7 separate regions of the Homo sapiens genome follow, and regions 2, 3, 4, 5, 6 and 7 are each linked to region 1. A link is a contact called in ENCODE Hi-C or POLR2A ChIA-PET data. All regions are on one chromosome and are shown on one strand. The core of a region is the stretch at or near the end of the contact, and the rest is flanking DNA. Distances in the headings are between cores, read along the strand shown.

Region 1 (4,189 bases), core at 822-3,321:
CTCTACTTAAAATACAAAAATAGCCGGGCGTGGTGCGCACACCTGTAATCCCAGCTACTCAGGAGGCTGAGGCAGGAGAATCACTTGAACCTGGGAGGCAGAGGTTGCGGTGAGCCGAGATCGCGCCACTGGACTTCAGCCCAGAGCGAAACTCCATCTCAAAAAAAAAAAAAAAAAAAAAGAAAATCAATGTAGCCCCACCTTGAAGACCAATCCGGCTTGTCTGTTTCTAGAAACTCCTCCTCCAAACCCCAAAGCCCCACCCCAACCCCTACCCCCACCACTGCCTGCAGCCAGGGCACAGGTTCTGAAATTTGACCTGGGAAGCAAGTCACAGGGGCAAACTGGCGGGTACCACCTTGCCAAGATACCCCTCCCCAGTAAAGCACCGGGCTTGCCTTTGAGTAAGTGTCTGCTCCCTTAGCAAAACCCTCTGCAACCCAACTCCGCTCGCTGCTCAAGGCGCCGGGCAGCGGCCAGTGGCCAGCACACCTGCCTCCACTTGGGATTCCGAAGGAAATGACAATCGGGTGTCGCCAAAACACACGGGCCCCTGACACAGGAGGAGGCCCACGCGGAATTCCGCATGACAGACGGCCCCCGACACATCCACTCCGGGGACCAAACCTAGGTGATGCCGTCAGCTTCTATCCCCACCCCCACCCCGAGAGAGACCACTCCGCCTTCACTTCAAAGTCCCCGCAGGCTGCCCTCATGCTGGTGGTGTGTGTCCTTGGTGGATGGTTTTCCCTTAGGTAAATCACCCTCCTTCAAAGCACATAGGTTGGGGTGGGGGCCTCACCACGGAGAGGCATGAGGTCATCGCCCGGTAGACTGGGGCGGGGCGGGGGAATCGGAACCAGAGAGACGCCCTGAACCAGAGGATGAGTTTGGGGTGGAGAAAACAGGGGAAAAGACAAAACAGATTTAGGCTGAACATCTGCATATCGGGGGTCTCAGGACGTGGGGTGGAGACAGGTCTGGACGGTGGAAGAGGGGGAGGGGGTGTCACAGGTTTGAGTAGGGGTAAAACGGCTCTGAATGGGGGGCACACTCCATATTCTGGGGATCCGAGATGGCCAGGCTTGCGTTTGGAGAAGACACGGGGCAGGACGCAGGACGGAGGTTCAGTTCGGAGGAGGGAGGGGCTTGTGCACGGATAGCTCGTCTGAGGCTTTGGTGGGAGAGCTGGATTTCGGGGGAATGGGGGCTGGTAGGGGGCACGCTGGGAGGGTGGGGGAGCAGAAATCAGCGAGATGAGGTGAGACGGGGACATCCATGCACTCAACCCGTGCCTGCGGGGACTGGTGGACACAACAGTGACCACAGACACAGGTTTCCGGGTGTCCCGGGCTGGGACTGCATTTTACTGGGGCGAGGGGCTGGTTGCGGCCTGGGCGAGCCATCGCACACCACAGGCTCAGCGATGGGGGGCGGCTTCGTGTGGGCAGGACCCAAGCTGGGAGGGTCTGAACTGGGAAGTCCCGGGGATGACAGGCCAGGGAGAAATCACCCGGGTTAGGAGGCGGGGTCTGCTGTTCTAGGGGTGCGCAGTGGGGTCCCCTGGTTGGGGGTGCAGGGCTCAGCCTATTTTAAAAAGAATGGTGGACGCTGACGGCGGCTGCGGGGAGGTCACGACTTACAGGTGGCTCGGGGTGGGGGTCACGGCAGGCCCCGACGTGGGGGGGACGCTGGGATTTGGGTGTTAACTCGGGAGACGCGGATGCTGAGGTCACCCGGGCCTAGTTCGGCCTGGGAGGCGGCATTCGAGGGGACTGGGGGCTCCTGGAGGGGCCTGAGCTGGGGTGGGGGTCGCAGCCCGCCCCGCCGTCCCGGTTTTGGGGGGTCGCAGTCAAGCTCCGCCGCCTAGGGCCCGGGGGGCGGGTCCCCGACCCCGGCCGCCTCACCTGGCTCGCTCCCGTGGCTCGCTGGCTCCCGCCGACCCCGCCTCTCCTGGCACCGCACAGCGCCCGCCTCCGGCCTCCGCAGCTCCCGCAGGCCCGGCCGCGGCCGCCGCTGACGGGATCCCGGGCTCCGCGGTCCCTAATATGGCGGCGGTCGCTCCTCCGCTGCCTCCCGGCTCCCTCCCTCCGCCGCGCGCGCCCGGCCGGCCGCGCGCACCCCCGCAACCCGACCACGCCCCCACGCCGCGCGCGGCTAATCGCGGCCACGCCCCCCGCCTACCCCACACACCGCCAGGCCCTGCCCAACACCCAGCCAGGCCCTGCCCACTCCGAGTGGCTGCGCCTGCGCGCGTTGGGCATCTCGGGAGGACGTGACGTCTCCCGCGATTCAAATCAATACAGGAAGCGCGGCTCCACGCGTTGCCCAGGGCAACCGCGGCCGGAAGAGGACCCGCGGGGTGCTAGACGTTGCAGAAATGGCTCTGGTAGATGGAGGGCGTGGTTCCCACTGGGGACAGTCGCGGAATGGGGCGCCCCAGGGCAGACCCTTCCTAGGGTAGATCGAAGCCAGGCACACCTCAGTGCGGCATTGACGTCGCGCCTAATGAGCGCAGATGGGACCCAACACCAGGTGCGTGTCCCGAACGTACAAACGTCACTGCTGAGAGTCATTAATTTATTCAACAAACCTGCATTGCGCTCCTAAGTGCTGCTCCTCCAGGCCCCAGTGAGACAGCAGGGAACAAAACAGGTTTTTAGGCCAGGTGCGGTGGCTCAAGCCTGTAATCCCGGCACTTTGGGAGGCCGAGGCGGGCGGATCACCTGAGGTACGGAGTTAATCCCAGCTACTCGGGAGGTTGAGGCAGAAGAATCCCTTGAACCCAGGAGGCAGAGGTTGCAATGAGCCGAGATTGCGCCACTGCACTTCAGCCAGGGTGACAGAGCAACACTACGTCTTGAAAAAAAAAACAAAAAACAGGTTTTTAAAAAAATTATGGGCCGGGCGCGGTGGCTCACGCCTGTAATCACAGCACTTTGGGAGGTGGAGGTGGGTGGATCACCTGAGGTCAGGAGTTCGAGACCAGCCTGGCCAACATAGTGAAACCCCGTCTCTACTAAAAATACGAAAAATTAGCCAAGCATCGTGGCAGGCGCCTGTAATCCCAGCTACTGGGGAGACTGAGGCAGGAGAATTGCTTGAACCCGGGAGGCAAAGGTTGCAGTGAGCCAAGATCGCACCATTGTACTCCAGCCTAGGCAACAGGGCAAGACTCAGTCTCAAAAAAAAAAAAAAAAAAAAAAAGGTTAAACATAGAATTGCCACATGACACAGCAGTAACACTCCTAGGTATCTACCCAAGAGAAACAAACATGTAACATCCACGCAAAAACTCACACACCTATGTGCATAGCAGCTTTATTCATAACATCCACAAAGTGCACACAACCCAAATGTACATCCACAGATGAAGGGAAAATGCTCCATTCATACAATGACACGGTGTTTTGCAATATGAGGCAATGAGGCTCGGACACAGGCTACAGATTGGATGAACCTCGAAAGCATCATGCCCAGTGAAAGAAGCCAGATACAAAAGACCACATAGTGAGTGATTCCATTGATACGAAATGTCCAGATAAGCAAATCCATAGAGACAGGAAGTGGATTAGTGGTTGCCAAGGGCTGGGAGAGGGGGATCAGGAGTGACTGGAATGGACTTTATTTTGGGGGGTTGATGGATATGTTCTAAAATTGATGTGATGGCCGTGAGCTGTGGCTCACACCTGTAATCCCAGCACTTTGGGAGGCTGAGGCGGGCAGATCACTTGAGGTCAGGAGTTCAAGATCAGCCTGGCCAATCTGGTGAAACCCCATCTCTACTAAAAATACAAAAATGAGCCGGGTGTGCTGGCGCGCACCTGTAGTCCCAGCTACTCGGGAGGCTGAAGCAGGGGAATCACTTGAACCCGGGAAGTGTAGGTTGCAGTGAGCCCAGATCATGCCACCACACTCCACCTTGGGTGTCAAAGCAAGACTCCGTCTCGGAAAAAAAAAAAAAAAATTTATGTGATGATGGCTGCCCGACTCTGAATATACTAAACACCACTGAATTATCACTTTACACAGATGAATTGTACAGTATGTAAACTATATCTCAATACAGCTGTTATTTAAAAAGTTCTTGCCCGGCGCAGTGGCTTGCGCCTATAATCCCAGTGCTTTGGGAGGCCAAGGAGGGCGGATTATGAAGTCAAGAGATCGAGACCATCCTGGTCAACATGGC
Region 2 (4,189 bases), core at 731-3,230, 970 kb before region 1:
GCCAGCTTCGGACCTGGGCTGGTTCTGGTCCAGAGCACCGTTTGGTGTCCCCCTCCACAGCCCCTCCCTGCTGCCCCAGCCTTCCACCCCCAGTGCCAAATTCCTCAGTCCTGCCCGGCAAATTCCACCAACCTCAGCCCTGGGAGACTCAGCCCTAAGACCTGGGGATGACAATAGCCTGGGGTCCCTGCTTCCCGCTGGCCTGTACCTCTCAGGGCCTGGAACTCACCCCCTCCACACCTGGGACTCCAAGGTGCGGAATATCCTTCAGGCCAGGACACCTGGGACTATCCAGGTCGTCGGGACCCCAGCTTCCACCAAAGGGGCATCCAAGGTCCCCTCGGCCAGCCCCCTTCCCTCAGAAGCGCTCCCACTCCCTGGGCCCGGGCCTGTCTCCATTTCAAGCATTGGGGTTGGACCACCCCACCCTCAAGTCCCTCCAAAACCAGCTTCTACATCCTCCTCCCCACAGGGGACCAATCCCCAGGGTCCCCCAACAGTCCCGATGCCAACTTCATTCTAAGGTCCAGTTCCCCGAGTCCCAGTGACCCCGTGAACAGAGCCCCGAGCCCCATTCCCCCACCCCCAGCCCCTCACTCAGAGGTCCCAGCTTCCCTTAGCCTTGACCCTCAACCTTCCCCCCTGACTGCCTCCTCCAACCCTGGACCCCTAGCACATGGCCCTCGGCCCCCCAGCCCCTCAAAACTGGGCTTCTCCAGGACCCACAAGGGAGTGCTTCAGCCCCCATATCTGACCCCAAATCTCAAGTTCCGCAGTTCTGCTCAAACTTGAACCTTGAGCCCTCAGGCCTGGGATCCCCAGGCCCTCAGGTGAGGGTCCCTCAGGTCCCAGACCCTCCCAGACACCCTGCGCACGGCTCCCTGAGGCACCCTGGACACCCCCAGACACACGAGGCGTGGCTCCCTCTGGGCCAGGGCAACCCCAGATCCCCATGGTGCAGCTCCCTCAGGCACAGAAGCCCCAGACCCCCAGAGCGCAGCTTCCTCAGGCCCAGGACCCCCAGACCATTGGCGCCGCAGCTCCTTCAGGCCCTGGACACCCCCCAGATCCCCACGGCGCAGCTCCCTCAGGTCCAGGACCGCCATTCCCCCAGAGTGAGAATTTATCAGGCCCCAGACCCCCAGGGCACCGCTTCCTCGGGCCCGGGACCCCCAGACCGTCGGCGCGCGGCTCTTTCAGGCCCCAAACACCCCCAAACCCCCAAGGTGCGACTCCCTCGGGCCCAGGATACCCCCAGACTCCCAGGGAGCGACTCTCTGAGCCCCAAAACCCTCATACACCAAGGGCGAGAGTCTCTCAGGCCGCAGACACCCTCAGAACCCCTAGGCGCGGCCCCCTGAGGCCCAGGGCCCCCAGACCCCGGGGCGCGGCTCCTGCAGGGCTTGGACACCCCCAGAACCCCAGGACGCAGCTCCCTGAGGCCGAGGACCCCCAGACCCCGGGAGGGGCTCCTGCAGGCCCAGACGGCGGGTCCTGCAGGATCCGAACACCACCAGACCACAAGAACGCGGCTCCCTGCAGCCCAGGACCCCCAGGCCCCGAGGGCGGGGCTCCCTGAGGCCCAGGATCCCTAGACCCCGGGGCGCGGCTCCGGCAGGCCCCGGACAACCCCAGACCCCTAGGGCGCAGCTCCCTGCGGCCCAGGACCCCCAGACCCCCAGGGCGGGGCCGCTGCGGGTCTCGGACACCCCCAGACCCCATGAACCCCAGACCCCCGGGGCGCAGCTCCTTCAGGCCCAGGACAACCCCGGCCCTCCAGTGCCCGCCTCCGGCCCGGGGCCCCCGCTGCCCCCCCCCCCCCCCCCACCGGCCCCATCTCCCGCGCGGCCTCACCCTGGCAGGCCAGTGAGGGTAGCCCTTCATCTTAGCGAACACCAAGTCCCCGGGCTTGAAGGCGTGTGGCATGCTGACGGCGAGAGGCCCAGGCCGCGGAAAGCGGCTGCAGCGGCGGTAGCGGCTGCGGCGGCGGCGGCGGCGGCAGCGGGAGGCGAAGCCGGGGGCGGGAGCGGGACGCCGAGGGGGCGGGGGAGGCTGTCTGGGCAGCCTGCCGACGCGCGCTTATTGGGCGTTGCGCCAACGGAAGTTCAGCCCTCCGGCCGTCACGGGCCGGCAAAGCCGTCGATCAGGACCACGTGCAGGGGACAGAGAAGGGAGGCGACCAATAAGAACAGAGGTTGGAGCACAGCAGTTAACGGGATTGGATAACGGACAGACCCAAGGGGCGTAACCCAGAGACTCTAATGGGAGGTTATGGGAGGTGAAAGGGAAAGGTGGGAGGAGACGAACAGACGCTCTAAGGGAGTGAAGGGGTGGAGCTTAAGGGAAAGAGGCAGGACATAGACCTCCACAAGAGAAGGGGATATAAGGAGGGCAGAACATTGGATACCGCAGAAAAGAAGGCCAATCACTTAACGCAATGGGCGGGTCATTGACAGCCTCTCCCGCTCAGGAGGAGAGGCTTAAAGTAGATATGCAAGCCATTGGATACCACAAGAGAAGCGCCTCAAGGTAGGGAGCAGGCATTGGCCATCACAAGAGGCGGGGCTTCAGCGGGAACGTCGGCCATTGGCTATCGAAAGAAGAGCGATACAACATAAAACAGGGACGGGCGATTGCCAGCTCGAGGAGGCGGGACTTAGAGGAAGGGGCAGGCTCCGGGGGAGCTCTTAGTATAAACAGCCACAAAATGCACAAAATAGTTATTTCTTCACTTAGTTAAAAACTTAACTGAGTACCTACTATATGCCAGGGCCCCAAAACGCCACACAGACCTATTCATTCATTCAAGAAAAATGTACTGAATACCGTGGGGCCGAGTCACTTGATTGTCCTGGGCTTCGCTCTCTGCACTTGGAAGATGGGGCCCATAATGATTGTGAGGACCCTGCTCTAGACTGAGCCCGGCAACAGGAAATACAGGAAGTATTAGAAGCTATAACTCGGCCGGACGCGATGGCTCACGGCTGTAACCCCGGCACTTTGAGAGGACGAAGCGGGCGGATCACGAGGTCAGGAGTTTGAGACCAAGCCTGGCCAACATGGTGAAACCCCGTCTCTACTAAAAATACAAAAATTAGCTGGGCGTGGTGGCACGCACCTATACCAGCTACTCAGGAAGCTGAGGCAGGAGAATCACTCGAACCCAGGAGCGGGGGGTTGCAGTAAGCCGAGATCGCGCCACTGCACTCCAGACTGGGTGACAGAGCAGAAAAAAAAAAGCTATAACTCTACCTTCCGGCAGGGCGTGGTGGCTCACGCCTGTAATCCCAGCACTTTGGGAGGCCGAGGTGGGTGGATCACGAGGTCAGGAGATCGAGACCATCCTGGCTAACATAGTGAAACCCCGTCTCGACTAAAAATACAAAAAAAATAGCTAGGCGTGGTGGCAGGCGCCTGTAGTCCCAGCTACTAGGGAGGCTGAGGCAGGAGAATGGCCTGACCCCGGGAGGCGGAGCTTGCAGTGAGCCGAGATCGTGCCACTGCACTCCAGCCTGGGCGACAGCGCGAGACTCTGTCTCAAAAAAAAAACAAAAACAAAAAACAAAACTCTACCTTCCAGGAATCAAGTATAACAGGGCCAAGAAATGTTAAGTTTTAAAATTTGTTGATGTTGCTGTGTTTTGTTTTGTTTTTTGTAATTAGGATCCATGGTAAGAACTAAAATGAACCAGGGTGCTTGAGGAAAAAAAGCTGAATAATGGAGACGACTTCTTCTCTCCTGGGGGATCACAGAGGGTTACTGGATGAAGTGAGTTTAACCAGACACTGGGAGAATGAATAGAAGTTGGACATGATAGTGAGGCGAGCCCTGGGAGGGCATGAGGAGCAGAGGGAAGAGCAAAAACAAGCGTCTGATCCTCACTTAAGGTCAGGAGTACGAGACCAGCCTGGCCAACATGGTGAAATCCCATCTCTAGAAAAAATACAAAAATTAGCCGGGCGTGGTGGTGGGCGCCTATACTCCTAGCTACTTGGGAGGCTGAGGCAGGATAATCACTTGAACCTGGGAGGCGGAGGGTGCAGTGAGCCGAGATCACGCCGTTACACTACAACCTGGGTGACAGAGCGAGACTCCGTTGCAAAAAACAAACGAGACCGGGCGCGGTGGCTCACGCCTGTAATCCCAACACTTTGAGAGGCCGAGGCGGGTAGATCACTTGAAGTCAGG
Region 3 (4,189 bases), core at 725-3,224, 950 kb after region 1:
CCAGGAAACCTGAGTTCAAATCCCAGATCCCCTTTTACCAGCTCTGCCCCGTTTGGGTGGGTTCGCGTCAACTGTCTGCAGTGGAGATGACGTTCTCCGTTTTGCAGGAAGGTTGCAAAGATTAAACAAGCATATAGATACAAAAATATAAAAATAGCCAGGTGCAGTGGCTCACGCCTGTAATCCCAGCACTTTGGGAGGCTGAGGCAGGTGGGTCACCTGAGGTCAGGTGTTTGAGACCAGGCTGACCAACACAGCGAAACCCCGTCTCTACCAAAAGTACAAAAATTAGCAGGGCATGGTGGCAGGTGCCTGTAATCCCAGCTACTCTGGAAGCTGAGGCAGGAGAATCGCTTGAACCTGGGAGATGGAGGTTGCAGTGAGCTAAGATCATGCCACCGTACACCAGCCTGGGCAACAGAGTGAGACTCTGTCTCAAAAAAAAAAAAATATATATATATATATAGCATATATATTTTATACACACATATACCTATATATATGTATACACAGTGGCGTGCGCCTGTAGTCCCAGCTACTCAGGAGGCTGAGGCAAGAGGATTGCTTGAACCCAGGAGTTCGGGGTTGCAGTGAGCTATGATTGCACCACTGTACTCCAGCCTAGGTGACAGAGTGAGACCCGGTCTCTTAAAAAATATACCCAGTGTGGTGGCACGTGCCTGTCATCCTAGCATTTTGGGAGGCTGAGGCAGAAGGATCACTTGAGCCCAGGAGGTGGAGGCTACTGTGAGCTGTGATTGTGATTGCACCATGGGACTCCACGCTGGGCAACAGAGTGAGACCAGGTCTCTAAAGAAAAGAAAAAAATATATATATTATATATTATATATAATATATTATAGTTCACTGCTATAATATACTATTATATCATAGCTCACTGCAATCTTGAACTCCTGGGTTCAAGCAATCCCTTTGCCTCAGCCTCCTGAGTAGCTGGGACTATAGGTGCACGCCACTGTGTATACATATATACATATAATATATACATATGTGTAATATATATTACATATAATATATACATATGTGTAATATATATTACATATAATATATTACATACAATATATTACATGCAATATGCACATGTATGTAATATTACATAGAATATGTACATGTATGCAATGTTACATATAATATGTACATGTATGCAATATTACATATAATATGTACATGTATGTGATATATTACACATGATACGTACATGTGTGTGATATAACATTACATGCAATATGTGCATATATGTAATATATTGCATGTAATATGTACATATATGTAATATATTATATGTAATGTGCACATGTGTGTAATATAACATATTACATGTAACGTGTGCATGTATGTAATATAACATATTACATGTAACGTGTGCATGTATGTAGTATGATATATTGCATGTAATATGTGCGTGTATGTGATATGATTTATTACATGTGATATTACATATATGTAATGTGATGTTACATGTAATGTGTACATATATGTAATGAGATGTACATATAAAATATAATATATAGTATATAATATATAACATAATATATTGCATATAATATATAACATATATATTGCATATAAAATGTATATTACATATATATATGTATATATATATATGCTCAGCACCATGCTGGCATGTCAGTATCTAAGAGATGTGAGCTGAACCTGAAACCATCGCTGATCTGTTTCATTCGCGTTTTTCTAGGAATTTGTCCATTTCGTGTAGATTACCTAATTGGATGTCACACACTGGTTCATAATGCTACCGTGTTCTCTGATAATGCCTTTTATTTCCATACAGTTGGTAGTAATGTCCTCCTTTCGTTTCTGCGTGTAGTTATCTGCATCTTATTTCCTCTTTTTTTTTTTTTTTTTGGTTTTGCTTTTGGTCAGCCCCGCTAGAGGTTTGTCAATCACCTAGCTCTTTTCAAAGAACCAACTTTTGGTTTCGTCGACTCGCCAGTTTTTCTCATCTCTGTCTCGTTTATCGCTGCTCTGATCTTTACAATTTCCTTCCTCCTGCTGGCTTGGGGCTGCCTTCGTTCTTCCTTTTCTGGTTCCTTAAGGCAGCAGTCCTCAACCTTTTTGGCCCCAGGGAGTGGATTCGTGGAAGACAGTTTTTCCACAGACAGTGGGGAGGTGGGGGGGGTGGAGCCGGGAGGATGGTTTGGGGACGATTCAAACGCATTACTTTTTTTGTGCACTTTGTTTCTGTTATTATGACATTGTAATATATAATAAAATAATTCCACAACTCACCATAATGTGGGATCACTGGGAGCCCGGAGCTTGTTTCCTGCAACTAGATGGTCCCTGGGCTGGGTGTGGTGGCTCACGCCTATAACCCCAGCATTTTGGGAGGCTGAGGCGGGTGGATCACTTGAGGTCAGGAGTTCGAGACTAGCCTGACCAACAAGATGAAACCTCATCTCTACTAAAAATACAAAAATTAGCCAGGCGTGGTGGTGGGCACCTGTAGTCCCAGCTACTTGGGAGGCTGAGGTAGGAGAATCGCTTGAACCCGGGAGGCGGAGGTTGTAGTGAGCCGAGATCGCACCATTGTACTCCAGCCTCGGCAACAGAGCGAGACTCTGTCTCAATAACAAACAAACAAATAAAAACTAGATGGTCCCATCTGGAGGTGATGGGAGACAGTGACAGATCATCAGGCATTAGATTATTTCTGTTTGCTTGTTTTGAGACAGAGTCTCTCTCTGTTGCCCAGTCTGGAGTGCAGTGGCATGATCTTAGCTTACTGCAAACTCCGCCTCCTGGGTTCAAGCAATTTCCGGCTGATTTTTTGTATTTTTTAGTAGAGATGGGGTTTTATCATGTTGGCCAGTCGAGGCCATTAGGCATTAGATTCTCATAAGGAGCGTGCAACCAAGATCCCTTACATGCACAGTTCACAATTGGGTTCACGCTTCTATGAGAATCTGATGCCACTGCTGATGGGACAGGAGGCGGAGCTCAGGCGGGAATGCAAGCGTTGGGGGGCAGCTGTGAACACACAAGCAGTCAGGCGCCGTGGCTCACGCCTGTAATCCCAGCACTTTGGGAGGTCAAGGTGGGTGGATCGCCTGAGGTCAGAAGCTCGAGACCAGACTGGCCAACATGGCAAAACCCCATCTCTACTGAAAATAAAAAAAATTAGCCGGGCGTGGTGACGCATGCCTGTAATCCCAGCTACTTGGGAGGCTGAGGCAGAAAACTCACTTGAGCCCGGGAGGCAGAGGTTGCAGTGAGCTGAGATCGTGCCGTTGCACTCCAGCCTGGGGGCCAGAGCGAGACTCTGTCTCAAAATATGTGTGTGTATATATATATATTTTTTAAATATATATTTTATTTATAAATATGTATATGTGTTTTTATATATTTATAAATATATATTTGTTTATATATTTATAAATGCATATTTATATATTATAGATAATAGATAAATATATATTAATAAATACATATAAATATATTTTTATATAAATAATAAAAGATTGTATGAAAATATAATTTACCAGCACGGCAGGGCTTTTTGGCGTTCCCTAGATTTTGCCCCCAAGGTGAGTGCCGCATGGCCTCACCCTAGTCCCGGCCCCCACACAAATGACACTCAGGATGACGACGAAGACAGTGATGATTTAAAACCTGGCCGATGGCCGAGGGGTCGCATGTGCCCGTGGTGTCTGGTCTGGATCCTTTTACGTCCTTCTCCATGAATATATTCTCCATGGAGAAGTCCCTGCCCTCTCTCCTGTTTTCTGACCGGGAGACCAGACCTCCTTTGCTGGAGGTCAAACGGCCAGGGTGAGGTCCCTGGAGCCTGCCCTGAGCCCCGTCCTCTGGGACACACAAGTGCTGGCTGATGGCAGCGTGGCTGGACGGCAGGTGGCACGGAGCTGCCTGGGCAAGGCTCAGGTGTCTCCAGGCCGCAAGCTCAAGCTGCCAGCCATGTGGCCACGTGCCGTGGGGATTAGGTCCCTATGCTGCAGCATCTGCTGGGAGGGATGACAAGAGGCTCCAGCAATGACATCAGGCAGCTCTCGTCGGGCCCTGGCTAAGTCCCCTGGCCCTGTTCCCAGCAGCCGGGCCATCCCCACCACTGACGCCTCCCTGATCCTCAGCTCCCCCTACTCAGCGACTCAGCAGATACCTCTCCCGTGCCCCCTGCAGGCCAGGTCCACTG
Region 4 (4,189 bases), core at 424-2,923, 840 kb before region 1:
TCTCTACTAAAAATATAAAAATTAGCCAGGCGTGGTGGCGGGTGCCTGTAATCCCAGCTACTCAAGAGGCTAAGGCAGGAGAATTGCTTGAACCGGGAGGCAGAGGTTGCAGTGAGCCGAGATCATGCTACTGCATTCCAGCCTGGGCAACAGCGCGAGACTCTGTCTCAAAAAAAAAAAAAAAAAAAAAAAAAGGCCGGGCATGGTGGCTCACGCCTATAATCCCAGCACTTTGGGAGCTGAGGCAGGCGGACCACGAGGTCAGGAGTTCAAGACCAGCCTGGCCAATATAGTGAAACCCCGTCTCTACTAAAACTGCAAAAAAAAAAAATTAGCCAGGCGTGGTGGCGCATACCTGTAGTCCCAGCTACTCGGGAGGCTGAGGCAGAAAATCGCTTGAACCGGGAGGCAGAGGTTGCAGTGAGCCGAGATCGAGCAACTGCATTCCAGCCTGGGCAAAAAAGCGAGACTCTGTCTCAAAAAAAAAAAAAAAAAAAAAGTACTAATACCTACCACAGATAAAGTGCTTACCATGTGGCAGGCGCCTGCTGAGGGCTTTATTCATTTAACCATCCCCTAATTTTCCCATGGTGGGGAAATATTCCATTTCACGGCTGGGAAACCACAGGAAGGCCGGGGTGTTGCCCATCTGACCCTGCGCGGGTGGTGGCTCCTCTCTGAGCCTCAGCTTCTCCTTTGTGGGATGGGGTGTTTGGTAATCTACGTCCTCCCCACCAGAAGGACCCATCTGTGCCTCAGATTCCTCTCTCCACATGGGGCTTGTCCCGTAAAAAGAGCTCCGGGCCTCAGTGTCCCCTCCACGGGAGCTCCTCCTGCAGGAAAGGAGCTCTGGGCCTCAGTTTCCCCTCCCCACACTGGGGCTTGTCCTAAAGCAAGGGAGCTCTCCAGGCCTCAGTCTCCCTTCCTCACACCGGGGCTCTTCCTGCCGCCAAGGGAGCTCCGGGCCTCAGTCTCCCCTCTTCATGTCGGGGCTCTTCCTGCAGCCAAGAGAGCTCCGAGCCTCAGTTTCCCCTCCTCACACTGGAGCTCTTCCTGCAGTCAACGGAGCCCCGGGCCTCAGTTTCCCCTCGCCACACCGGGGCTCGTCTCTCAGCAAGGGAGCTCCGGGCCTCAGTGTCCCCTCCCTACACTGAAGCTTGTCCTGCAGCAAGGGAACTCCAGGCCTCAGTTTCCCCTTCCTGCCCGAGCCGCGATGGGACGAGGGAGGCGGGGTGCTCACCAGGTAGTAGATGGACAGCACCCCGGCGCCAGGCTCCAGCAGCGCGTCTTTGAGGAGCACCCGCAGTGTGACCGCGCGCCTGGTGAGCGCGCCCCCGGGCCCGCCGCAGCCCCCCGCCCCGGCCCCGCCGCCGCCGCCTCCTCCGCTGACGCTACTGCCGCCGCCGCCACTGCGTCCACCGCCCGCTCCCGCATTCGGCCGCTCAGGGTCCTCGGCCTCCGCTTCGTCCTCGTCCTCCTCCGGCGCCTCCTCGCCCGCACCGCCCGCCGGGGACAGCGGCTCCGGAGCTGCGGACAGCGAGAGGCTGCAGGGAGGCCGCTCGCCCCACGGCTCTGCAGCCCCGCGCCCCTGCAGCCCCGCGCCCCGCGCCTCCGCCCCGCTGGGCCCGCCGTACCTGCCATGGCCGCGCCTCCCCGCGCCCGGAGCTCTAGACTCCGGCTTCCCGGCACGTCACGCGGCCCCGCCCCGGGGAGGGGAGGGGCGCCCCAACCATTGGCCGTCGCCGGGGTCGGGGGAAGGGCTCGGCGCGCTGGGGTGGGCGGAGAAACTGAGGCCTCGGGGATGCCCACGCGGGAGAGAGATCGGGAACTCAGCCCTCTGGGAACATTCGGGAAACTGAGGCGTGACGGGGTGTTGACCGGGAGCTCATTGGTGCGAATGGGGAAACTGAGGCCTCGCTGTCCAGGGATAGAGGTTGCAAGGTGGAAGCCTGGGGCGGGTGCGCGAGTGGCTCAGCCTGCTGCAAGGAGAGGAGAAGGTGAGACCTGCGGTCACCGCACTTGAGGAACTCAGAGGCCTCGGCCTTTAGGACCAGGGGAGAAACTCAGGTCCAGGGGAACAATGCGGACTCCAATAGGGAACAGCCTCGCGCAGACACAGGTGGAGCCAAAGAGCCCAAGCCGGCCTCAGTCGCTAAAGAATTAACTCCCACCCTCCCGGGCGGCCCTCGACTGATTCCATGATTGGACCGTTGCGGAGCCCGCCAGCCAATGATAAGAGTCCCATTTATTTCACCCTCAACCAATCGATAGCAAGCTACTGGATTCCCGCACCAACCAATCCGTGTCAACTATCTGATTACACCAACTCGGATTTGACCAATGGGCAGACGTCCATGTAAACCAATCAGTAGAAACCCTTAGTTATGAGCGCAAACCATCAGAGGCAGGGACTGGACTCACCAGCCAATCAGCTCCGGGTATAAGGCCAGCCGAGTCCGGCCCTCCATACCCTTGGGCGGAGCAGGAGGCAGGGCCGGGCTCGTTGCGCGCCTGATCAGTGCAGCCCCGGCCTTTGTCCCCTACCCTGTTTCTGCAACTACATCCCCGACCCTGTCCTGGGACCTTCGTCCCGGAGCCCAGGCTCTGGGATTTCCCTCAGTCCCTGGCAGGGTTGAAAGTCCGGGATGGGGACTTCCTAAAGCTCCGGGACGCCGTGGGATGGGCTCAAGTGCGGGTGGCTTTGCCCAGACCGCAGTCGGGAAGTGGGAACTGGACAGTAGGGGTGCGGGGGAGGCTCTCCAGGGTGCTCGGGAATGTTCTCAGGAAGAAGACTTGACATAGAGCAAGAGCTGGGTACATGTGAACTATTGTTGTCCAGCCCAGGCACCCTTTAGGGGCCCCACCCTGACTGTCCAGCCAACAACGGGCATCCCCAAGGCCTGCAGACTCAGCATAGCCCAAACCGGCCTCAGTTTATTTCCCCAACTCCTTACGCACTTTCTCTTTGGCTTTTTTTCCGTCCCCTGCCTTCCAAAACCCTGAGCCACACCTCCAGCCTCTTGCACCCAAATCCTGGCCATCGCAGTGAGTCTCAGGCCTCCAAACTCATGCCCCACCCTGTCGGTCTTCCACCATTGCCCCAGAGGGCTCTTTCTAAAATGCACCTATTACCACCTCCCTCCCATATTATTATTTTGTTTTCTTTTCTTTTCTTTTTTCTTTTTTTTTTTTTTTTTTTTTTTTTTTTTTTGAGACGGAGTCTCGCTCTGTCACCCAGGCCGGAGTGTAGTGGCAAGATCTTGGCTCGCTACAACCTCTGCCTACCAGGTTCAAGCGATTCTCCTGCCTCAGCCTCCCAATTAGCTGGGACTGCAGATGCACATCACCACACCCAGCTAATTTTTGTATTTTTAGTAGAGAAGGGGTTTCACCATGTTTGCCAGGCTGGTCTCGAACTCCCAACCTCAGGTGATCCACCTGCCTCAGCCTCCCAAAGTGCTGGGATTACAGGTGTGAGCCACTGCGCCCAGCCTATTTTCTTTTCTTTTCGAGACAGGGCCTTGCTCTATCTCCCAGGCTGGAGTGCATTGGTGTAATCATGGCTCACTGCAGCCTTGGCCTCCTGGACTCAAATGATCCTCTTGCCTCAGCCTCCAGAGTAGCTGAGACAACAGGCGTGACCAGCATGCCTGGCTAATTTTTAATTTTCTTGTAAAAGAAGGGGATCTCACTATGTTGCCCATGCTGGTCTCCAAGTCCTGGCCTTAAGCAATCTTCCCACTTGGGCTCCCAAAGTGTTTGGATTACAGGCGTGAGCCACCGCACCCTGCCCTCCTCTCATGCTGTAAATCCTTCTGTCGCTCCACATTGCCTTAGACAAATACAATAAAAACTAACCACCCTGGCTGGGCACAGTGGCTCACGCCTGTAATCCCAGCACTTTGGGATCACTTGAGGTCAGAAGCTGAAGACCAGCCTGACCAACATGGTGAAACCCCATCTCTAATAAAAACAAAAAAATTAGCCGGGGGTGGTGGCAGGCACCTGTAATCCCAGCTACTCCAGAGGCTGAGGCAGGAAAATCGCTTGAACCCGGGAGGCGGAGGTTGCAGTGAGCCGAAATCATGCCACTGCACTCCAGCCTGGGCAAAAGGAGCAAAACCCTGTCTGAAAAAACAAACAAACAAAAAAACGAAACAAAAATCAACTCTCTGACCTTACTTAGTAT
Region 5 (4,189 bases), core at 626-3,125, 740 kb before region 1:
TCTAAAAAGCCAGGGTTTGTTTTTGTTTTTGTTCTGAGACGGAGTTTTGCTCTTGTTGCCCAGGCTGGAGTCCAGTGGCGCGATCTTGGCTCACTGCAACCTCCGCCTCCTGGGTTCAAGCGATTCTCCTGCCTCAGCCTCTACAGTAGCTGGGATTACAGGCGCCCACCACCACTCCCCGCTAATTTTTGTATTTTTAGTAGAGATGGGGTTTCACCATGTTGGCCAGGCTAGTCTCGAACTCCTGACCTCAGGTGATCCACCTGCCTTGGCCTCCCAAAGAGCTGGTATTACACACGTGAGCCATCATGCCCTGCCCTTTGTAGAGGTTAAGCTTTGCTTAGCACTTCTGTTGTTCAGGCAGGAGACCGAGTTCCCCGAGGAGTCCCAACTCCCCAGCAATTCTGTAGAGGGTAAACCAGGACTCTGTTAGCTCAGCCTCCCAATCACGATACTACATCCGTTTCCTACAGAGTCATCTCCCTGGATCTGAATCCTGAGGAGCTGAAACCTGCAGGGCTCAGTTTACTCCTCTGTGAAATGCGCACACTGTCCTCTGTCTCCAAGAGTCTTTGCACGCATTCCTTGAGGCAAGGGGGATAAAGTGCTCTTTGCAGTGTCTGGCACCCAGTAGGTGCTCCAAACACAAAGTGCTTTATTTTCCAGTGGTGCAGTGGAGGTATCTGTCATAATCCATACTCACACTCCCTTTGTATCCCAGGGCTCCTGTTTCCCAGGAGTTCCTACAGCAAGCCTGAGACTGCTCTCCTAGAAAGACCTGCGTGGGGCCGGGCGCGGTGGCTCACGCCTGTAATTCCAGCACTTTGGGAGTATGAGGTGGGTGGAATGCCTGAGATCAAGAGTTCAAAACCACCCTGGGCAACATGGTGAAATCTCATCTCTACTAAAATACAAAAAAAATTAACCAGGCATGGTGGCGGGCGCCTGCAGTCCCAGCTACTCAGGAGGCTGAGGCAGGAGAATCGCTTGAACCCAGGAGGCAGAAGCTGCAGTGAGCCAAGAACGTGCCACTGCACTCCAGCCTGGGAAGCAAGCGCAAAACTCCATCTCAAAAAACCAAAAAACAGAAGTGTGCCAACAGTATAGTTTATACTGAACCTCTGCTTTTCTTCTGGGAGTCTGGAATCTTGGCCACTGTCAGGCAGAGGTTATCTGCATGACCAGACCCCAGTAAAATCTTGGCCACTGTAAGGCAGAGGTTATCTGCATGACCAGACCCCAGTAAAAAAAACAAAACACACACACACACACACACACACACACACACACACACACACACACACACACACACACACACACACACACACACACACACACACACACACACACACACACACACACACACACACACGCGCCACCCCACCCCACCCCACCCAAAGTACACGATTGGTTACAGTCCCCAAGTGGGGCGGGGCTTCTCAGAGCCACGCCCCTCAAGAAGAGGGCAAAACACGGCCGCCAGCATTTAAGGAAGCCCCGCCCCCAGAAAAAAAACCCTATCTGGTGGTGATTGGGTAAAAGCCCAAGCCACGCCCCGCAGGTGACTAACTACACCCCAGCCCAGAAGGGAGACTTAGCGAAGGCCCACCCCCCCGACGGAAGGCGATGGGGAGGAGTCTAGGGAGGAGTCTGGGAAGCCCCATCTCGCGGAAGGCCGCTGGGAAAGAAGGGTTCCAAAGAAGAGATCTCAGGAAGCTCCTCCCTCTCCCGGAGTTCCGGGATGTCCTGCTCCGATTGAAAAGCCCCAGTCGCCCAACACTTACGTTTAATACTTTTCGCTCCGACATCTTTGCCTTCTGATCACCTCGCAAGCACCTGAGAAATGGTTAGGCTGGGTAATTATCGAGCTTTTCCGACGGAAGCCTTACTTCCGCAAACGTCACTTCCTTCGGCCGCTATTATTGGCTGCAGCATACACAGCAGACCTCTTTCATTGGTTCCAATCCCCGCCTATCAAGCTGGAAGTCCCAGCGTCTTCCCTCCGGAGTTGCAACCTGAGTAGCGCGAAATAAGGATTCCGGGAGCCATGTGGAATTGGAGAATTTTGTATAGTGCGCTGCGCCCCCTAGAAGCGGGCAGCGGCTCGTTAAAATTTTGTAACGTGACCTCTTGTTCTTCATTCTTTTATTCAGCAAATATGTATTATGCGCCTGCCTTGTATTCTGGGCTCTGGGAATCCACACATCGTTCCTGGGCCCGCAACTCTCACATGGGGTTGGGGCCACACATAGGGTGACTTAAGAGGACCCTGGACGACTCTTGAGTCACAGACATTGACTTAAAGATCAGGCTCCAAACCAACTTCCTAAACATACGCAGTGTCTCCCAAATGTCCCTCCATTGCCCACCTGTGCCTTCCCCTTAACGAGGACTTCCCATCCCATTCCTTCCCCAGCCTCCTTCCCCAGCCTCCTCCCCACCTTTCATGGACGTTTCCTCTGTGTCAGATTGTTCCAGGAAAGGGGTCCGGATCCAGACCCCAGGAGAGGGTTCTTGGATCTCGTGCAAGAAGGAATTCAGGGCGAGTCCACAGTGCAAAGCAAAAACAAGTTTATTTAGAAAGTAGATGAATAAAAGAATGGCTACTTCACAGACAAAGCAGCCCCAAGGGCTGGTGGTTGCCCATGTTTATGGTGATTTATTGATGATATGCTAAACAAGGGGTGGATTATTCATACCTCCCTTTTTTAGACCATATAGGGTAACTTCTTGATGTTGCTGTGGCAATTGTTTGTTTATTTATTTATCTTTTGAGGAGTCTTGCTCTGTTGCCCAGGCTGACGGGCAGTGGTGCGATCTTGGCTCACTGCAACCTCTGCCTCCAGTGGTGCGATCTTGGCTCACTGCAACCTCCACCTCAGGATTCAAGTGATTCTCCTGTCTCAACCTCCCGAGTAGCTGGGATTACAGGCACGCACCACCACACCTGCCTAATTTTTGTAGTTTTAGTAGAGATGGGGTTTCACCATTTTGGCCAGGCAGGTCTCGAACTCCTGACCTCAGGTGATCTGCTCGCCTCTGCCTCCCAAAGTGCTGGGATTACAGGCATGAGCCACTGCACCTGGCCAAAAATCAACTCCATCTTAAAATTAACAAGGCACATTCGCTGCCAGTCACGAGCCAGGGTCATAAGATGTTTACAATTGAGAAAACGTCTTACAAATGCCTAGGAGGACACACTACTACAACAATGGAAGGTCCAGATGTCCTGATATTGCATAGCAATGTATGCTTTTAAGATCGTTATAGTCGCCAGGCGCGGTGGCTCATGCCTGTAATCCCAGCACTTTGGGAGGCCAAGGAGGGTGGATCACCTGAGGTCAGGAGTTCGAGACCAGCCTGGTCACCATGGCCACCATGGTGGAACCCCATCTCTACTAAAAATACAAAAATTAGCCGGGCGTGGTGGCGGGAACCTGTAATCCCAGCTACTTGGGAGGCTGAGGCAGGAGAATTGCATGAACCCAGGAGGCTGAGGTTGCAGTGAACTGAGATCGAGATTGTGCCGCTGCCCTGTGGCCTGGGCGACAGAGTGAGACTCCATCTCAAAAAAAAAAAAAAAGAGAAAAAAAAGAAAAAGATACCGGGCATGGTGGCTTACGCCTGTAATCCCAGCACTTTGGGAGGCCGACGTGGGCGAATCACCTGAGGTCAGGAGTTCAAGACCAATCAGACCAACACGGAGAAACCCCGTCTCTACTAAAAATGCAAAATTAGCCAGGTGCGGTGGTGCAGGTCGAGAGTTCAAGACCAACCAGACCAACATGAAGAAATCTTGTCTCTACTAAAAATACAAAATTAGCCGGGCATGGTGGTGCATGCCTGTAATCCCAGCTGCTTGGGAGGCTGAGGCAGGAGAATCACTTGAACCTGGGAGGCAGAGGTTGCGGTGAGTCGATATGGCGCCATTGCACTCCAGCCTGGGTGACAAGAGTGAAACTCCATCTCAAAAAAAAAAAAAGAAAATATGGTTATAGTCATGGTGTAATGTACTTAGGCACTAAAATGGCAAGGATATGTATGTATACTTTTTGAGACAGGGTCTCGCTCTGTCACCTAGGCTGGAGTGCAGTAACGCAATCATGGCTCTCTGTGGCCTCCACTTCCCGGCTCAGGCGATCCCCCACCTCAGCCTTCCGAGTTAGCTGGAACTATAGGTACCACCACA
Region 6 (4,189 bases), core at 1-2,500, 720 kb after region 1:
GTGGTGGGCGCCTGAAATCCCAGCTGCTTGGGAGGCTGAAGCAGCATAGCTTGAACCCGGGAGGCGGAGGTTGCGGTGAGCCTGTGTGAGCAGAGATTGCACCACTACACCCCAGCCTGGGAGACACAGACTGTCTCAAAAAATAAACCAACAAATAAATAAATAAACAGTACACAGGTCACATCGCCCCTTTGCCTCTAAATTAAAAGGGTCTTGGCTGGGTACAGTGGCTCATGTCTGTAATCCCAGCACTTTGGGAGGCCGAGGCAGGTGGATTGCTTGAACCCAGGACTTCAAGACCAGCCTGGGCAACATGGCGAAACCTCGTTTCTACAAAAAATTAGCCAAGTGTGGTGGTGCAGGCCTGTAGTCCCAGTTACTCAGGTGGCTGAGGCGGGAGGATTGACTGAGTCCAAGAGTTCGAGGCTGCAGGGAGTCGTGATCGCACCACTGCACTCCCGCTTGGGAGACAAAGTAAATAAATAACAAAATTAAAAGGTCCCCTCGTTACGTTCCAGCCAAACTGACTTTCTGCTCTCCAAACACGTTCCCTCCTCCCGGGACGCCTCCTTCCCCGGTCTTGGCAGGACACTTGCTTCTCCCAATCAAGCAAGTCGACGCTCACCTCTTCAGAAAAGCCCCCCAGGAACCACCCTCTCTCTAAAAACGTGTCCCTGGGACTGCCCCGTTCGTGTTTATCTGCACCAGAGCACCGATCCCTCCCTATCTTCGATCCTCTCTTATTTAATTTTTGAATGTCTGTCTGTGGCTCTAGAATTCCAGGAAAACGGGACTGGAGTCGTTAAATCACGGCCTCCCCAGGGTCCGCCACGGGGCCCGACCCATCCGGAAGGGAAGCGCCATCAACTTTGCAGAATGAATGAAGCGCTGGAAAAGCTGGTTCATTCATTCGGCAAACGAGAGAGCAGGGTCGTCCACCTCCCCCGCTGCCCCTCCAGCCCGGCCGAGGGTGGCTCGGGGGTCGCTTCGCTCCAGCCTTAGGCCCAAGTCGCGACCCCGGGAGGAGCGAGGGTGCAGGGGACGCCCGGGTCCGGCGAGCGGGGTAGTCGGTACCTGCGGGGGGCTTCATGGCGGGTGGGTCTGCGCCTGCGGCTCCCTCCCTCCTTCCACCTGCTACGCGTCCAGCCACCTCGGCCACTGAGGCCGCCTGCCTCGGCCCAACCGCCGCCACCGCCGCCACGGCCGCCTGAGGACCAAGGGGCCCGCCGCCCGCGCTCCCGGGGCATGCTGGGGCGGCGCGCGCACAGGGAGGGCAGGACGCACGCGCCCCTGAGCCCCGCCCACAGCTAAAGGAGGAGGGCCGGGAGTGCGCTGGAGCCCTCTGCGCACTCGCCGTAACCCTCCCGGTCCGTTATTGGTCTCGGCGGTGCGTGGGCGGAGCCTCTTGCTCTACCATTCCAGAGCCGCTGGGGTGGCTAGGACGGACGGTTTCCTTGGAAACCGCGCACGCCGCTGACGCCTCTGAGCCTCTGCGCGGCTCATTGCGCTGAGACTTCGCTTGGGCTTCAGGCTACCGCGTTAATGTGTACTTGCCTCGCTTCTTATAGCTGTGTGTTGGGCCAGTGTTATTATTGATCGCTTACTGTATATCCCAGGCCCACTTTCCAGCATCTGAATCCGACGAATCAATTAAATTAACCAGAAGTTTTGGTGCTTTGGTTGTTTTTGAGACGGAGTCTCGCTCTGTCGCCCAGGCTGGAGTGCAGTAGCAGCAATCTCGGCTCACTGCAACCTCCGCCTCCCTGGTTCAAGTAATTTTCCTGCCTCAGCCTTTCCAGGAGCTGGGACTACAGGCGCCAGCCCCCACCCCGGCTAATTTTTGTATTTTTAGTAAAGAGGGGGTTTCACCATGTTGGCCAGGATGGTCTTGATCTCTTGACCTCGTGATCCGCCCGCCTCGGCCTCCCAAAGTGCTGGGATTACAGGTGTGAGCCACCGCGCCGGGCCAAGTTTTTTTTTTTTTTTTTTTTTTTGTCAGAAACAAAAGCAAGTAAACGGATTCATGTCAAATAACAGGTGTTGTGGAACAGTGCAGTAGCCTGACCTACATGCAGTGTTGTGGGTTAAAACAAAAAACATCTTGAACCATCTGTCTTGAACTGTTAGGGCACCCAGAAAAAACAATGTACTACAATTAAACTGGCAAAAACCAAAACAACCGACCTCCTTTCTTCCCTTTTTTTGTTTTTGTTTTGTTTTCTTTTGCTTTGGAGGGGCTGGAGGGAGTCTCGCTCAGTCGCCCAGGCTGGAGTGCAATGGCGCGATCTCGGCTCGCTGCAACCTCTGCCTCTCGGGTTCAAGCGATTCTCCTGTCTCAGCGTCCCGAGTAGCTGGGACTACAAATGCCCGCACCACGCCCGGCTAATTTTTGCATTTTTAGTAGATACAGGGTTTCACCGTGTTGGCCAGGCTGGTCTCGAACTCCTGACATCAAGTGATCTGCCCCCTGGCCTCCCAAAGTGCTGGGATTACAGGCGTGAGCCACCACGGCCGGCCTCACCTCCTTTATTTCTGCAAAAGAAATTAAAATAATCCACGCCATTAATCGTGCATGTATTTTGAGTAGGACGAAAATGAATTGGGAGAACATTTCTGGCAACTGTAACTTAGATGGTGATCAGTTTTCTGTCGTCCTTGGAAATGTCTCATCACATGTCTTGAGCAACACCAAGATTAATTTTACATCGGCGTTCATTTTCGCTGTTCCCTGTGCCTGGGGTCCGTTTGGACTTTCCTATCCTTGAAATCCAAATGTAAAGGATGATCTTTCCTACCCATCCCATGCGACTTAGCTCCCAGTGACAATCACACTACCTTCATTTTTTTTTTCTTAGTGTTTGCTGTGAAATTTGTTTCTCTATTTATGTACTAGTTTATTAGTTTATAGTCCGTCTACCCCAATGCAAAATAATGAGAGTAGACACTTTGCTGGTTTTTATGGCTGCTTTGCAATAAATATTGAATGAATATTAGGCACCTGCTGTCTACAAATGGCTCTATACTCACAAACGTCTCACACTGCATGAAAGAATGCATTTGTGGGTGAGTAGATGGGTGGGTGAATAAATGAACAAAGATAGTAAGCGGGTAACACTGACTCCCATTCATTGCGCAGCTGTGACGCTCTGGAGTCCAGGTGTCCAAACGCGGCTGCACCACGTGGCCGGCCCAGCACCACGTGGTCAGCTCGGCGACCGGCTGGAGTCAGCCACTGTTCCACCGTGCACCGCTTCATTCCCGCTCTAGAGGGCAAACCAGACCCGATTTCCGGCCTCCATTAGGTCGCAGAGGTCAGTTGCCCTAACAACCAGCTGGTTCCCGCCTCTACGTTGCGTCACTTCCTTCCACGCCCGCCTCCATCATTAACGCGCCTGTGCAGAAGGGAAGCAACTCCGGGCGCCTTTCTTTTGCGCAGGCGTCGCGCCCTGGGGCCGGGGCCGGGCGGCACCGCGGTGCGCAAGCGCAACCGTCGGTGGGTCGGGGATCGGTCGCCTGAGAGGTGAGTGAGGGGCACTGCGCTGAGCCTGGTGGGTCTGGGGTCTGCGGCTCGGGGCCCACGGGGCCCCAAAGCTCGTAAGAGTTTGGGGATCGTGAGGCCAGGGTCACCGCGACCCGCGGGGTCCTGTGAGTAGGCGGTGCGGAGGGGAAACTGAGGCCGGGCGCCATCGGGCAGGCCCTTCGAGCCCTGATCTCCCTTCCCCAGGCCCCAGGTCCTGGAAATGCTGGTCCGCGGCCTGGTGGCGAGGACGGCGGGAGGGGAAGGCGCCCCGCATGTAGTGAGCGCTCGCTGGGTGTTCGCTGCCGTTCCGCTCTTATTAACCGCCTGGAAACGTCGTCCCTGTGACTCAGGGACCCCCGTTTGTGGGGACTGAAGTCGGAACTCTGGTTCCAGCGCCGCCAGTCCCTACCTGGGTGACCTTGCCCAGCCTCTTGGCTTCTCGGAGCCTCAGTTTTCCCCTCTGTAAAACGGGCGTTGTTCAAAAGTCCCTGCCTAGGAGAAGGAGAGCCGCAGGGTCCAGCGGAATCTGAGAACTCCAAAGAATTAGCAGGCGTTCGTCTTATATCATGTTTAGAGTCTTCTTCTGCATATCGTGCTAGAGGTGGGGGAAATCTGGGATTCAGGACCGTCCACCACCACCTCCCACCCGCTGTGTAAACCTGGGTGAGT
Region 7 (4,189 bases), core at 1,690-4,189, 680 kb before region 1:
GTGAAAGGGATTTCTGTGATGGAGAATCTGTATTTGCCTCTTACCAAGGAGTAGGGGTTGGCATGGCCTCTACCTGTCCACCTATCTACTCGTGAATTCTCCAAGCCACCCTTCCACGCATTTACCACCTATGCACTCACCTGGACATCCATCCTCCCACCTAAGCACTGTATAACCACCCACTGGCCACCACCCACAAACCCACCCACCCAATTCATGTTCTCATGGTTCTTCATCACCCTTTAATCAGATTTCACCCACACATCCATCCACCCACCCAAACACCTACCAACTCCCACCATTCATCCATCCACTCATCCACCCATCCATCCACTTATCCATCCCTTCATCCATCCACCCAACCACCCATCCATCCATCTGCCCAAGCATCCATCCATCCACCCATCTGCCCACCCAATCACACACCCATCCACCCATCCACCCACCCACCCATCCACTCATCCATCCACTTATCCATCCCTCCATCCACCCACCCAACCACCAATCCATCCATCCACCCACCCACCCACCAGTGCATCCATCCACCCACCCACCAGTCCATCCATGGATCCTTCCATCCATCCATCCATCCACTTATCCATCCCTCCATCCATTTGCCCAATCACCCACCCATTCATCCATCCACCCATCCATCCATACATCTACCCATTCACCCATCTACCAAACCACCAATCCACCTATTCGCCCCCCATCCATCCACCCACCCATCCATTCATCTACCCCTCCACCGGTGCCCATTCACTCACTACCTACCCTTTTTTCTTCTACCTCTGACTGGAGGATTCAATCACACCCAAAGCAGGGGGTAATAAGACACCCAACAGAGGAGTTCACAGGCTGCTTGGGAGAAGACAATCCGTGGGCTTGGGGGAGGGAGAAACGCCTGCTAAATTTAGGAAGCTGCTTGCTGGAAGAGGTGATGGTAAATAAGAAGGGCCTGATGGCCGGGTGGGATGTTGAGCACCTGCCTTGGAGGAAGCTAGGCAGGGCACAGGCCGGCAAGTGGGAAGTGCGTGGGTGAACGAGTGCATGTGTGTGTCAGGGTACCTGGGTAGCTCCGCAGCCTGGCTAGGACTCAGCACGGCTTCTTTCTCCCACATACAAGGGCTCAGGGGCCTGGGGCCATAAGGGGATCCTCCGTCCTGGGCCTCTCCCACCTCCTTCCTCCCCTACCTCCTGCAGCTCCAGTGCCCCGAGCTCCCGGCCACAGTGCCCACTGCCGGCTCCGGTTACCCACTCCCAGCTGGGCCACGAGCAGCTCCAGCCGCTCCACTCTGACACCTGATCGGCTCTGAGCAGGCGGCCGCCCCAGGGGGCCGGGGATGAGCCGAGGGAGGAGACAGGCTGGCAGCGGACTGCCTGTTGGCCAACTGGCTCTGGCGGGAAGACACCCACGATCTTCCCTATCATCACTGGACTGATTTCAGTTTCTGGAAGGAGCCATGCTCTTCCTCTTTCTCAGCCTTTGCACTTGCTGTTCCCCCCACCAGGAACATTCTTTCTGTACTTCATGTCACCCCAACCGGCTCTACCTGACTCATGCACTCTTTATTTATTTATTTATTTATTTTTGAGACGGAGTTTCATGCTTGTTGCCCAGGCTGGAGTGCAATGGCGCGATCTCCGGCTCACCGCAATCTCCGCCTCCTGGGTTCAAGCAATTCTCCTGCCTCAGCCTCCCGAGCAGCTGCGATTACAGGCCACCACACCCAGCTAATTTTGTATTTTTAGTAGAGACGGGGTTTCTCCATGTTGGTCAGGGTGGTCTCGAACTCCCAATCTCAGGTGATCCACCTGCCTTGGCCTCCCAAAGTGCTGGGATTACAGGTGTGAGCCACTGCGCCCGGCTCACTCACTTTTTAGATCTTTGCTGCAACATCCCCTCCTCCAGGAAGCCCTCCCGGATGCCCCCAGCCTGGGTCAGGTGCCTCCTGTGAGCCCCCTCACTGCCCTGTGCCCTCTGCATCACCCATTGCACCCCAACCACACCATGTCACCATTACCTGGTCACATGTTTGTGTCCACCCGCAGCCACCAGGGCATAGATGGTACCACCTTTGCTCTCCAGTGTGCCCAGTACAAAGTAGGTACTCAACACATGATTCTTAAATGAGTCCTCCAGGCCACCAGCCCCATTGACCTTGAGCAGGACCTGTCCTGCAGAATGCAGAACCTCCAGTTGGATGATACTCAGATAACTTGGCCGGACGCAGTGGCTCACGCCTGTAATCCCAGCACTTTGGGAGGCCGAGGCGGTCAGATCACCTGAGGTCAGGAGTTCGGGACCAGCCTGACCAACATGGAGAAACCCCGTCTCTACTAAAAAATACAAAAATTTGCTGGGTGTGGTGGCGGGCGCCTGTAATCCCAGCTACTAGGGAGGCTGAGGCAGGAGAATCGCTTGAACCCAAGAGGCGGAGGTTGCAGTGAACCGAGATTGCGCCACTGCACTCCAGCCTGGGCAACAGAGCGAGGCTCCGTCACACACACACACACACACACACACACACACACAAATGAGATATTCAGGTAACTCTGCGTGGCATTCAAAACCCTTAGGCTGGGGTCCCTGCTGTCCGGCTCTGTCCTTACGGAATTTACTAATCCGTAAAAGGGGTTGTGGGGACATGGATAGCCTGTGTCCCGCATTTTAGAGGTGACTGGAGAACTCTCACGTAGGCGGCCGCCCCAATTTCCCGCCCGGGTCATCGGGGAGCCCCTTCCCAAGCCCCGCAAACACCTGCATGCAAAGAGGCAGGCTTCCTTCTGACAGCAGATAACATGTCGCCTGCGGCGTCAGCAAGAGGCGCATGCGCCTTGCCGTGGGAGGCCGGGTGCGCAGGACTGGAACGCGGTTCCTCCTTCTTCCCCGCCCCGCCCCGCTTCCGGCGGAAGCGGCCTCAACAAGGGAAACTTTATTGTTCCCGTGGGGCAGTCGAGGATGTCGGTGAATTACGCGGCGGGGCTGTCGCCGTACGCGGACAAGGGCAAGTGCGGCCTCCCGGAGGTGAGCGCGTCTGAGGGTCCCGAGCATCGCGCCCCAGGGCCGCGGGCTGGGAGCGGCCGGATGGCAGGGGGGCATTGTGGGAATATCAGGGGGCACTGAGGCTAGACAATGGGAGGGACTTCCCAGTGAGGAAGGGGCGGGAAGTGACGCCCCTGCGCGCCGGGGGACGCCAACACGCCCAACTCTGTGGTCACCCTGTCGGGGCTGATCGGGGAGAGAGGGGATGTAGTTCCAGGAAGAGGGGACGACAGGCGCAAAGGGAGGTGGGAATAAACACACCTGGAGAACGATTAGGCCTGGGAGGTTTCCAGAGCCGGGCCAGGACGGGGCTCAAATGCCAGGCTGGGGAGTTGGCACTTTATCCTGAGGGTGATGGGGAAGGGTTTTGCCCTGGCGAGGGGACTGGACAGAATGTGCCAGAAAGATCCCTCCAGCCACTCAGAGGGGAAGTGGAGGGATCGGCTGCCCCCTCCACGCACTGTGGGACTTTGGGGAAGTCACTTCCCTTTTGGGTCTCCATCTCCAAACTTTCTGCAAACGAGGTGAAGATGGCCCCATTCCATAAGGCTGGCCCATGCATTCTGACTCATGCATTTAATGAGCGCTGATGGTGTGCGCCCGTCCAGAAGCCCCACTCTTCACTGCTGCTGTTAGTCACTTTATTATTATTATTATTATATTTTTGAGATGGAGTTTCTCTGTCGCCCAGGCTGGAGTGCAGTGGCGCGATCTCGGCTCACTGCAACCTCCGCCTCCTAGGTTCAAGCGATTCTCCTGCCTCAGCCTCCTGAGTAGAGTAGATGAGACTACAGGCACCTGCCACCACGCCTGGCTAATTTTTGTATTTTTAGTAGAGGCGGGGTTTCACCATGTTGGCCAGTCTGCTCTTGAACTCTTGATCTCAAGTGATCCACCCACCTTGGCTTCCCAAAGTGCTGGGATTATAGGCGTGAGCCACCATACCCGGCCTGTTAGTCACTTTATTCCACCAACATTTATAGAGCACTTACTGTAGCTCAGGCACTTTCTAGGTACTAAGGCCACAGCCAGGAGCAACACAGATTAAAAACCCCTCCTTCTAGTAAGGGAGACTGACTAGGGGTTGCATGGAAACCAGTTGGCCAAGGGAGGCATCACTGTCACTGAAGTGACATCTAAGCC

Evidence for each region. Hi-C counts contacts between places; a loop is a spot of excess contacts on that map. ChIA-PET counts read pairs that join two places held with the same protein, here RNA polymerase II (POLR2A). Pooled maps may share reads with other maps.
Region 2: a loop to region 1 is called in a map of B cell, with 6 times the contacts of the local background. The contact joins the promoter of HDGFL2 here to the promoter of FZR1 in region 1. A Hi-C loop is called at or near these places in 1 of 168 maps with a recorded cell type or tissue (B cell), 2 of 37 single-sample maps with no recorded cell type and 10 of 50 pooled maps. POLR2A ChIA-PET finds 5 or more read pairs at or near these places in 1 of 52 experiments (naive thymus-derived CD8-positive, alpha-beta T cell).
Region 3: a pooled map shows a loop between it and region 1 (4-fold over the local background). The contact joins the enhancer-like site here to the promoter of FZR1 in region 1. A Hi-C loop is called at or near these places in 1 of 50 pooled maps. POLR2A ChIA-PET finds 5 or more read pairs at or near these places in 2 of 52 experiments (PC-9 and naive thymus-derived CD8-positive, alpha-beta T cell).
Region 4: a loop to region 1 is called in a pooled map, with 16 times the contacts of the local background. The contact joins the promoter of MPND here to the promoter of FZR1 in region 1. A Hi-C loop is called at or near these places in 2 of 37 single-sample maps with no recorded cell type and 9 of 50 pooled maps. POLR2A ChIA-PET finds 5 or more read pairs at or near these places in 1 of 52 experiments (activated naive CD4-positive, alpha-beta T cell).
Region 5: a loop to region 1 is called in a map of ascending aorta, with 4 times the contacts of the local background. The contact joins the promoter of YJU2 here to the promoter of FZR1 in region 1. A Hi-C loop is called at or near these places in 1 of 168 maps with a recorded cell type or tissue (ascending aorta) and 15 of 50 pooled maps. POLR2A ChIA-PET finds 5 or more read pairs at or near these places in 4 of 52 experiments (GM10248, GM12878, activated CD4-positive, alpha-beta T cell and 1 more).
Region 6: a loop to region 1 is called in a map of CD8-positive, alpha-beta T cell, with 4 times the contacts of the local background. The contact joins the promoter of THOP1 here to the promoter of FZR1 in region 1. A Hi-C loop is called at or near these places in 2 of 168 maps with a recorded cell type or tissue (CD8-positive, alpha-beta T cell and naive thymus-derived CD4-positive, alpha-beta T cell), 5 of 37 single-sample maps with no recorded cell type and 17 of 50 pooled maps.
Region 7: a pooled map shows a loop between it and region 1 (9-fold over the local background). The contact joins the promoter of SIRT6 here to the promoter of FZR1 in region 1. A Hi-C loop is called at or near these places in 1 of 37 single-sample maps with no recorded cell type and 9 of 50 pooled maps. POLR2A ChIA-PET finds 5 or more read pairs at or near these places in 1 of 52 experiments (activated B cell).

Annotation. Positions count from the first base shown.
Region 1 is chr19:3,504,193-3,508,381 of GRCh38, reverse strand. FZR1 (fizzy and cell division cycle 20 related 1) reads right to left here and starts at 2,071. Exons shown (of 14, transcript NM_016263.4): 1 at 1,908-2,071. RefSeq lists enhancers at 1,317-1,526, 2,337-2,596, 2,647-2,696 and a silencer at 1,867-2,016.
Region 2 is chr19:4,470,088-4,474,276 of GRCh38, reverse strand. HDGFL2 (HDGF like 2) reads right to left here and starts at 1,980. Exons shown (of 16, transcript NM_001001520.3): 1 at 1,855-1,980. The coding sequence starts at 1,926. RefSeq lists enhancers at 1-65, 2,555-2,904, 3,165-3,334 and silencers at 1,785-1,844, 1,875-2,054.
Region 3 is chr19:2,550,821-2,555,009 of GRCh38, reverse strand. The region is part of intron 3 of GNG7 (G protein subunit gamma 7); the gene reads left to right. Among named protein-coding and RNA genes, the nearest start is that of GADD45B, 77 kb to the right of the region's middle. Within about 2 kb of position 1,974, at least 12 of the 41 ENCODE cell types and tissues checked have a DNase peak (open chromatin) inside an H3K27ac peak, as active enhancers do.
Region 4 is chr19:4,341,046-4,345,234 of GRCh38, reverse strand. It overlaps MPND (MPN domain containing), which reads right to left and starts at 1,673. Exons shown (of 13, transcript NM_001300862.2): 1 at 1,635-1,673; 2 at 1,241-1,527. The coding sequence starts at 1,641. RefSeq lists a silencer at 1,532-1,821 and enhancers at 1,890-2,621, 2,642-2,761.
Region 5 is chr19:4,244,766-4,248,954 of GRCh38, reverse strand. It overlaps YJU2 (YJU2 splicing factor homolog), which reads right to left and starts at 1,875. Exons shown (of 8, transcript NM_018074.6): 1 at 1,785-1,875. The coding sequence starts at 1,808. RefSeq lists enhancers at 1,716-1,805, 2,146-2,285, 2,044-2,815.
Region 6 is chr19:2,782,564-2,786,752 of GRCh38, reverse strand. THOP1 (thimet oligopeptidase 1) reads right to left here and starts at 1,250. Exons shown (of 13, transcript NM_003249.5): 1 at 1,075-1,250. The coding sequence starts at 1,090. It overlaps SGTA (small glutamine rich tetratricopeptide repeat co-chaperone alpha), which reads left to right and starts at 3,480. Exons shown (of 12, transcript NM_003021.4): 1 at 3,480-3,520. RefSeq lists silencers at 964-1,423, 1,454-1,563, 3,509-3,558 and an enhancer at 3,049-3,118.
Region 7 is chr19:4,181,313-4,185,501 of GRCh38, reverse strand. It overlaps SIRT6 (sirtuin 6), which reads left to right and starts at 2,939. Exons shown (of 8, transcript NM_016539.4): 1 at 2,939-3,028. The coding sequence starts at 2,963. It overlaps ANKRD24 (ankyrin repeat domain 24), which reads right to left and starts at 2,813. Exons shown (of 22, transcript NM_001393985.1): 1 at 2,762-2,813. RefSeq lists enhancers at 2,756-2,805, 2,876-2,965.